Linked DNA regions of Homo sapiens: region 2 is linked to region 1. A link is a loop called in an ENCODE intact Hi-C map of the cell type or tissue named here. Cell type or tissue: adrenal gland. All regions are shown on one strand. Links, peaks and the distances in the headings refer to the core of each region. The heading gives the core; the rest is flanking DNA. Region 1 overlaps TNRC6B (trinucleotide repeat containing adaptor 6B). Region 2 has its middle 10 kb from the start of TNRC6B-DT.

Region 1 (4,394 bases), core at 147-4,146:
AATGAGTTTCAGTTAACAGAATGCATATACATCACATGCTTAGAATAGTGCTCAGCTTATAGTAAGCACTCAATCAATGCAAACTTCTATTGGCTACTTAAATTATTCTGAGCCGGATGGGCACAGTGGCTCATGCCTGTAATCCCAGCACTTTGGGAGGCTGAGGTGAGCGGATCACCTGAGATCAGGAGTTCGAAACCAGCTTGGCCAACATGGTGAAACCCTGTCTCTACTAAAAATACAAAAATTAGCCGGGTGTGGTGGCGCGTGTCTGTAGTCCCAGCTACTCAGGAGGCTGAGGCAGGAGAATCGCTTGAACCCAGAGGCAGAGGTTGTGGTAAGCTGAGATCACGCCACTGCACTCCAGCCTGGGCGACAGAGTGAGACTCCGTCTCAAAAAAACAAAAACAAAAATAAATAAAAATAAAAATAAAAATAAGAAATTCTGAGCCTCAGCTTCCTAATGATCTTTCTCACAGCATTCTGAGAATAAAATCAGATACAAAAGCATCTGGAAATGAGTAAGTATTAGTTCCTGTCCATTCTTCCTCTTTACCATTCTAGAGGTGTTTCACAATTACATATCTCACAAGTCTCTATTTTAGCAGCTAACCATAAATACATCGGAGATGGGGAAAATCTAGCCTAATGGTTGCGGTTATCATGCTCCTCAGCAGTGTTGCGGCACCCGAAGCAGGGCAGACGGGCACTCAGCATGGCATTTTCTGGACAAAGCTAACTCGCTGGTTATCATCCCTGGGCACTGCAGCAGTGGGATGCAGCAGAACTCTAGGCAGGCCTCTTCTCTCTTCTCGTGTTCTCATTCCAAGTGCAAATTATGATTAAACAAGGCAACAGCCAAAGGTAGAAGGAGAACATTAATTTCTCTTAGAGAATTTGAACCCTGCACTGTGGCAGCAGAACTCTAGGCAGGCCTCTTCTCTCTTCTCGTGTTCTCATTCCAAGTGCAAATTATGATTAAACAAGACAACAGCCAAAGGTAGAAGGAGAACATTAATTTCTCTTAGAGAATTTGAACCCTGCACTGTGGCAGACCATGTTCAGCATTGGGGCAGGCGGTGAGCAGCACAAACCAACCAGCCAACCCAACAACCCTAACAAAAACATGACAAGACAAGGTAGACAGAGTTGCGGCCCAAATTCAAATGTTGAATTTCTGACAGCTTTTACATGTGGAGCAGGGAGAGAAGAATAAGAAAAAATATATAAACATTCAACAAATGAGCAAATTAAACTGGCAGAATAAAACAGGAAACCACAATAGTAAATGCTTAGCAGCCAAACACATTTATTAGTCTTTTTTCTTTTTTTTCCAGGAACCCAAAAATATTTTGTAGTTATAATGTAAGCAACTGAGTTGCACATAATACAATCATATCTTTCCAAAATAAAATAAAATAAAAAAACTAAACAAAAACAAAAATAAGCTGTTTAAAAGCCCAAAAAAAACCCTTCAGAAAACTCTTATATATGCATTACATCATCTCTCAGTTTTAATGAAATGACGACGACTTAATTCCTTATTACTCAACCTGTCACAATCCAATAAAACACCACCCTTTAGTTTTTTTTGTTTTTGATACTTTTTTTTTTTTTTTTGAAATCCAGCATGAGAAATACAGTACCTGCTATGGCAAAAAATACACATAAAATGCAACTTTTCAGCTTATTTGTACATTAGTAGAGTTTAACATTTTATTGTTTGTTTTTTTAAGTGAACCAGTGATTTTAAGTACCACTATACTAAAAAGGAAAATAAAATATAGAAAAGGGGGCCCAGCCTGCCATGCAAGTGCACCTCTAAAGTGCCTAGTTTCTGTGTCCATGTAAAACCAGTAATATGAGGAGCAATTTCAACATATGGGAGTTTGATTAAACCTCTATGCTAAAAAAAAAAAAAAAAAAAAAAAAAAAGACAATGCCACATCCTCCCTTTTCTCCCCCAGGCGTCCTTAAATCCCATTATCTACTTCCTCTATTGCCCATCAAAGAGAGAAAAGAAAGCCACCAAAATAATATCGTAAAAGCAACTTCAAGTATAAGAAAAAAAAAACACTTAAAGGTAACTTGCAGAGAGCATCAATATGTGCAGCTGATTAGTCATTTTTACAGGTTTTGTTTCTGCTGACAGTGTTTCAGATGAGAGGATTTTTGCTGTACCTTCCTGTTACCTGTTTGTGTGCAAAGTTGGAAAGCTGCCTTTTAAAAAATCCAGCCTCTTTTTGATGCCCTTTTCTGCACCTTCTGTCTAAAGGGGGCAAAGAGAGACGTGGAGGGAGGAGGAGAGGAGGAAGGAAGCCACAAGTCACAAATAATTAAAATGGTACTTCTCTACCTATCCTCCTCTGCTACGCCCCCCAGGTCCTCCTGCGTCTCTGTGAAGTGACTCCCATTATTCACTGTTTCCTGATTTGGTAGGATGTATTTTACTATGTAAACATAGCCCCCTAGGATTATGGAACCCAAAGCAGCATTTATATCTCCATCTAAATGGAGACAGATAAAATAGTCCAGAAACCTCTCCTCAGGTTGCTTTTGTTGTCTGTTTTTTGGTTACGCAGAACAGGGATGAGGTGGGTGGCGGGGAGGGCATAGAATGTGAAGTTATAAGCACATAGTGGAGAGTTAGGAGTGGGAACAGTTGAGCTGTTGTATCTGCTTTTTATTTTTTTCCTCCCAGAAGGGTTTTTTGTTTTTTTAAAACCTGTTAAAAATGTTCCTGCACCTTAAGTCATACTGAGATTAAGGCCAAGGGTGCAGAATCTTGTGCACGTGTCTCTGTGAGCACATTCACGGTGCATGCACCATTTTTGATGTCTTCTGTGAGATCACTGCATACACTTTGGTCACTGGTGTGTGCAAAGGGTGGTGGTGGGGGGAGTGTCCCAGGAAAGAAGTGCAGAGATCAGCAAAGCCCTTTGGGAGCATTGTACAAGAGATACAAGGGCAGGCAGAACCCATGAGGGATCAGAGACTGATAGAAAAAGGGCCTCCAGATAAACAAAATAAATAAAATTCCAAGGTGAACAGTGCCCAAATCAGAAGGTGGGTGGATAATATGCATGCACTTATAATCAAGCTTCTTCCTTCAAAGGAAGTCGTCACTATACAAGATCAGTGAGATCCAACTGAAAAGGGCTTCTTGACTAGTAAAGGGTTTATCTTAAAGATGGGGGCGAAGGGGGTGTCTGCAAAGAAGCAATTCAAAATGATCCATTCCAACCCTGCTTCATGGGTGCCCAAATCTAGGCAAGCAATAGCTGACAGATCCACATGAGCAGCATTTGTTAAAAGCATTTCCCTCTACTTAATGTCGCTTCGAGCTCATGGAGGGGGTAATGGAAGAGGTGAGGATGCACATGGCTTTCAGGGTGGTTTGCACATCTCCTTACACAAGTTTCCTCCCAAGTAAGAAATCAGTACATTTCCAGAGCATAACAAAGTGACAAGGCTATGGATTCTACAGTGCAAACCAAAATGCCAGGGACTACATCCTTCTGTGAACTACAAAATGATACTGAGTTACTCAAGGGGTGTGTATGTGTGTGTCTGAACCAAGAAAGGTTGAGAGCTCCAGGTATTGTGTGGAGAACATTCTGGAGTCCCTGCAGGGGATGGATCTGCTGGAAGAGAGAAATTCAGACACTTCTTACCCTGGCACTAGATTGCTGGAAGAGATGGCAGCTATTTAAGACAGGGTTTTTGTGTGTGTGTGTGTCTTTTGTTTATTTTATGTTTTTGAGTCGAAGTCTTGCTCTGTTGCCCACACTGGAGTGCAGTGGTGCAATCTCGGCTCACCGCAACCTCCGTCTCCCGGGTTCAAGCAATTCTCCTGCCTTAGCCTCCCGAGCAGCTGGGACCACAGGCGCGCGCCACTGCGTCCGGCTAATTTTTTAGTAGAGACGGGGTTTCACCATGTTGGCCAGGCTGGTCTTAAACTCCTGACCTCAGATGATCTGCCTGCCTCAGCCTCCCAAAGTGCTGGGATTACTGGTGTGAGCCACCGCGCCCAGCCAAGACAGGGTTTACATACTGGTCTGCTGTCACTGTGTGGGAGGCAATGGAGATAACACCCCTCCAACACAAATGCAAACCGGCTCCCCCGACCTCCTCTGCTCTTTCTTCTTAAACATGAAAGAGTAAAGATCTGAAACTTCTGATGGCTTAAAAACAAAAACCAAAAAAATACAAAAGAAGAAAACATATTTTAGGGTTACTTTCACAGCAAAGAAAATGTTTTTTAAAGTTATCCTGCTATTTACATGTTCATATTTTAAAAAGGATAATCCACTGATGTCAGAAAGGAGAGAGGAGTTAAGGGTTTACATTGCAGGGGGAAATGTACCTCGAGGTATTATTTTGTGTGAGACAGT
Region 2 (4,394 bases), core at 120-4,119, 280 kb after region 1:
AGTAGCTAGGACTACAGGCATGTGCCATCATGCTCAGTTGATGTTTAAAACATTTTTTGTAGAGATGGGGGTCTCACTATGTTGCTCAAGCTGGTCTCGAACTCCTGGCCTCAAGTGATCCTCTTACTCTGGCTTCCCAAAGTGCTGGGATTACAGGCATGAGCCACTGCACCCAGCCTGATTTTCTATCTTACTTAAAGGTGTTGCCTTCTCAACCTCGTCCTGCTTCCATTTTTCTCTGTCCTTTCTCTTCCAAACATCTTAAACTAAACTGCATTCATTACTACCATTCTCCCTATCATCACTTAGCTCCTTAGCCCTTTGTTATGTAGATCAAATACATACACAGAACTTGCAGAAATCGGCATTACCGTAAGTCAATTAACATCTTGTGAGTGTAATCAGCACTACCAGAGCATAATCACTTCTTCCCATTTGAAAAATATCAAGCTCTGAATATGCAAAGCTGAGAAACATTAGTTTAGCCAACAAGGTATGGACATCCTGCAACTGAAAGCAACTTAGCGGAAATAGAATGGAAGATGGCTAGAGATGGGGTGGATGGGGAAAGGAGACACTACTTAAGAGTAACAGGGAGAGAAAAATGGATAGGAGGAGACAGAAAAGGAAAGAGACATTGAAAACAAATAGGAGTAAATGAAGGAAAATGGGCTACATTTTTATCCAATTAATCTCCCTTTTTCAAATCTGGTTGAGAATTAAATTAGATTAATGTTAGCTCAGTGAACCACTTGGAGACTTGGAGATATGTAAAGACCTTCAAGCTGTAGGAACTGTCTTTCCCAGAACATATACCAGAGGCCCTTCTGGGTAGTCCTCTTTTCTGATTTCCTCTCTTTCACTGGTTCAGTGTCTGATCCATTTGAGATGGTATCAGCACTCACCTCAGGTGATCTAGAAGTCACTTCCTTTACACTCTCTGCTCCTACAGATAAGCTTAAATGAGTCACCACTTTCTAATTCCACCTAACATCATTTGCATGGTTATAGGTACACCACTGAAGCAAGTATATTAACTAGAAGTGACAAGTGCCGTTGTGGTTTATGATTATCTTCTCTGAATGGTACTCTATGCCTTTATGAATTCAAACATACAGATTCAGATCATTATTCTAAGGTCATTTCCTGTCCTAAACTGCAGTGGAGTAAGAGGCTGAGTCTGACATATCATGGTTCAACTGTAAGTCAGCTATTAGCCCTGTACCCTAATGCCAGCCTTGTAAAGCATACCGCTGTGCCGGTCATCTTCTCCACATACTAAAAACGCTCCCCCATGCCTCTACACAGGCTGTTCTCTCTGCCGGAAATGCCCTTTTCCTCCACAACTTAGTGTGAGTGTCACCTTCCCTGGGAAGGCTTTCTCAACCTCCCCATCGTGTTGATGACCTTCCTTTTCATCCCCGCAGCACCTCTTGTACTGTCTATTACAGCACTTATTACACTAAATGGCACTCATCTGTGTCCACATCTGTCTCACCCACCTGGCTGTGCATTCCTTGGGAACAAAGATCTCCTTTCGCCCCACCTCTGTAGTCCTGGCTCCTAGCACAGCATTCAGCATGTCTATGCATTCAAATGTTTAGTGAGAGCGTCATCATGTCAAGCCCAAGCATAATTTCTTTTCTTTTTTTGGAGACGGAGTCTTGTTCTGTCACCCAGGCTGGAGCTTAATGGTGCAATCTCAGCTCACTGCAACCTCTGCCTCCCGGGCTCAAGCAACCTTCCTGTATCAGCCTCCCGAGTAGCTGGGACTACTGGCGCGCACTACTACAACCAGCTAATTTTTTTTTTTTTTGTAGAGATGGGTTTCACCATGTCACCCAGGCTGGTCTCGAACTCCTGGACTCAAGTGACCTGCCTGCCTTGGCCTCCCAAAGTGCTGGCATTACATGCATGAGCCACCAAGCTTTGCCTAAAATGAGGTTTTTTAGAAATTCTATTTTAAATTCTCTTTCTTAACTTCATTTGAAAAAATATTTATTGAGGACCTACTATGTGCAACTCACAGTGCTAGATGTTGGTGACACAAATGTGAATAAAACAGAGTATTTTTATTCATGTAGCTATTTTCCAGAAGGGGAAATATAATATACAAATTAAATAATTATACAATTGATATCTTCTAATGTGGGGCGGGGTGATTAGGAAGTCATTAAAGAGGAGACACACACACTGAGCTCAGGATTGAAGAGGCATTAACTAAGGTTGGGCCTGCGGGCTTCCAGCTGTGAGAATAGTATGCTCAAGGAAGGGACCTTGGGTAGTGAAGAACACACATTTCCGGAACTTGAAGAGGGTCAGTATGGTGAGAGTACACTCAGCAAGGGGGAAGACAGTAGGAAAAGAGGCAGGGGACGCTGGCAGAAGCTTCACTGGGCAGTCAGTGAAAAAGGCAAGAACAAGAATTCAGGTTCTTATCAGGGTCTTTAGGCCTCACTGACAGTTTTGTTTTTGAGACAGGGTCTCACTCTGTCACCCACACTGGAGTGTGGTGGCGCAATCTCGGCTGACTGCAACCTCTGCCTCCAGGCTCAAGCTAGCCTCCCACCTCAGCCTCCTGAGTAGCTGGGACTACAGGCAGGCACCACCACGCCCAGCTAATTTTTGTATTTTTTGCAGAGACAGGGTTTTGCTATGTTGCCCAGGCTGGTCTTGACCTCCTGAGCTCAAGATATTCACCCACCTCAGCTTCCCAAAGTGCTGGGATTACAGGCACGAGCCTGTGCACCCAGTTATTAACAGTTTTAAGTAGGGGAGAAATATGATCAGATTTACACTTGCTTTTTAAGTAAATGTTTTAAATTAAGATATACACAGAACACATCTGTAGTTTTAAAAGATTATTCTCACTACAGTTTCAACAATTCTCTGAAGTAGAGAAGTTCCTACTTGCAAAAGAAAAAACTAAGACTCTGCAAAGCTAAGTAACTTACTTCAAGTTATTTATTTAACAAACATTTGAGTGTCTACGATATGACAGACACAGTACAGTATGTGCCTAGGGATGCAAAGATGACTACAATAGTCTCACTTAAGAAATTTGCAATCCAGCAGGAGAGACAGATTAAGAAACATGATATAATGTAGTCTATGTCAGAAATGAGTAAAGTCTAAGAGAACAGAGAGAAATTCAATCTTCCTAGGAAGAATTAACCATTTCACCTGTGTGTTAAAGGGGTATTTTTTTTTCCATACTGTAGTTTTTGAATTTTCAGTCATTCCTGCGCTTGGCACCCAGTATGCACTCAAGCAAATGTCAGCAATACAAATGAATCCAGGACTTTTGACTCCTAATTCAGAGACTCTCCAACTCTGCCCGAATTCTGGAAGACTTGCATTAATTACAATAATTATGGAACTATTTTGGAGCTCTACTTTTGAAGCTGCTTTCGGAGCCTGTTTATAAACCACAAAGAAAGTCAGTCTTATTAAAACTGTCAAACTTCATTAATGACCCAACCTGAAAATCCATAACAATATCTAAACATAGTTTTTTTTTTTTTTTTTTAAAGAAAATCTCCAAACACATCGAGTGGTATATGTTAAATACCTAAAGCTTTTAGTATGTCAGTCATACCTCAATAAGGTGGTTTGGGGGAAAAAGAAAGCACAAATCGACATTCAGAGGATGGTGAAATGCTCCCATGAAGACAACCAAGCAAATATACCATATACACCTTCGTAATTCATGATCTCTGTACTCAAAGGACTTACATTTCAGTTTCTAACTAGAAAGACAAAGCATAGCACATAAAAAGAATAAAAGAGAATAGAAGGTAACATTTGTTCATTTATTTAAAACATTTACACACTGCCTACTACTACACAACTGGTCAGAAACTGTTCTAGGGATACAAAGCGGGTAAGATAAATGCCTGCCTTCAAGAAACTCAGTCCTATGGGGAAGTCAACAATACACAGGCCAGACATGGTGGCTCACGCCTGTAATCCCAGCACTTTGGGAGGCTAAGGCAGGCAGATTGCTTGAGCCTGGGAGATCCAGACCAGCCTGGGCAACATAGTGAGACCTCATCTCTACAAAACATGAGCCAGGTGTGGAGGTGCGTGTCTGTAGTTCCAGCTGTTCAGGAGGCTGAGGTGGGAGGACTGCTTGAGCCCAGGAGATGGAGGTTGCAATGAGCCATGTTTATGCCACTGCACTCCGGCCTGGGTGACAGAGTAAGACCCTGCCTCAACAAAAAAAAAAAAAAAAAAAAAAAAAAATACAATACACAGCGTTGCTATTAAGCAGGTACACACAAATGAGAACACTGAGGCTGTGTACAGCTGCCATCAATTCTAATTCATCAGACACCGATTCTTATTGGTTCATGCTTTATCTGTTGTTAAATATTGTAATATTACCTCTGATT

The links. Peaks named below come from ENCODE experiments on the same cell type or tissue, not always from the same donor. Only the 100,000 strongest peaks of a DNase experiment are listed, where the experiment ranks them.
Region 2: a loop joins it to region 1, with 2.6 times the contacts of the local background. A loop is called at or near these places in 82 of 110 quality-filtered maps.

The regions. Positions count from the first base shown.
Region 1 is chr22:40,332,704-40,337,097 of GRCh38, reverse strand. TNRC6B (trinucleotide repeat containing adaptor 6B) reads right to left here. Exons shown (of 23, transcript NM_001162501.2): 23 at 1,290-4,394. Among named protein-coding and RNA genes, the nearest start is that of ADSL, 12 kb to the left of the region's middle. In adrenal gland, for the core only: no CTCF peak of the experiment used is centred there; no DNase peak of the experiment used is centred there.
Region 2 is chr22:40,052,296-40,056,689 of GRCh38, reverse strand. It overlaps a transcript of TNRC6B not described here. Among named protein-coding and RNA genes, the nearest start is that of TNRC6B-DT, 10 kb to the right of the region's middle. In adrenal gland, for the core only: no CTCF peak of the experiment used is centred there; no DNase peak of the experiment used is centred there.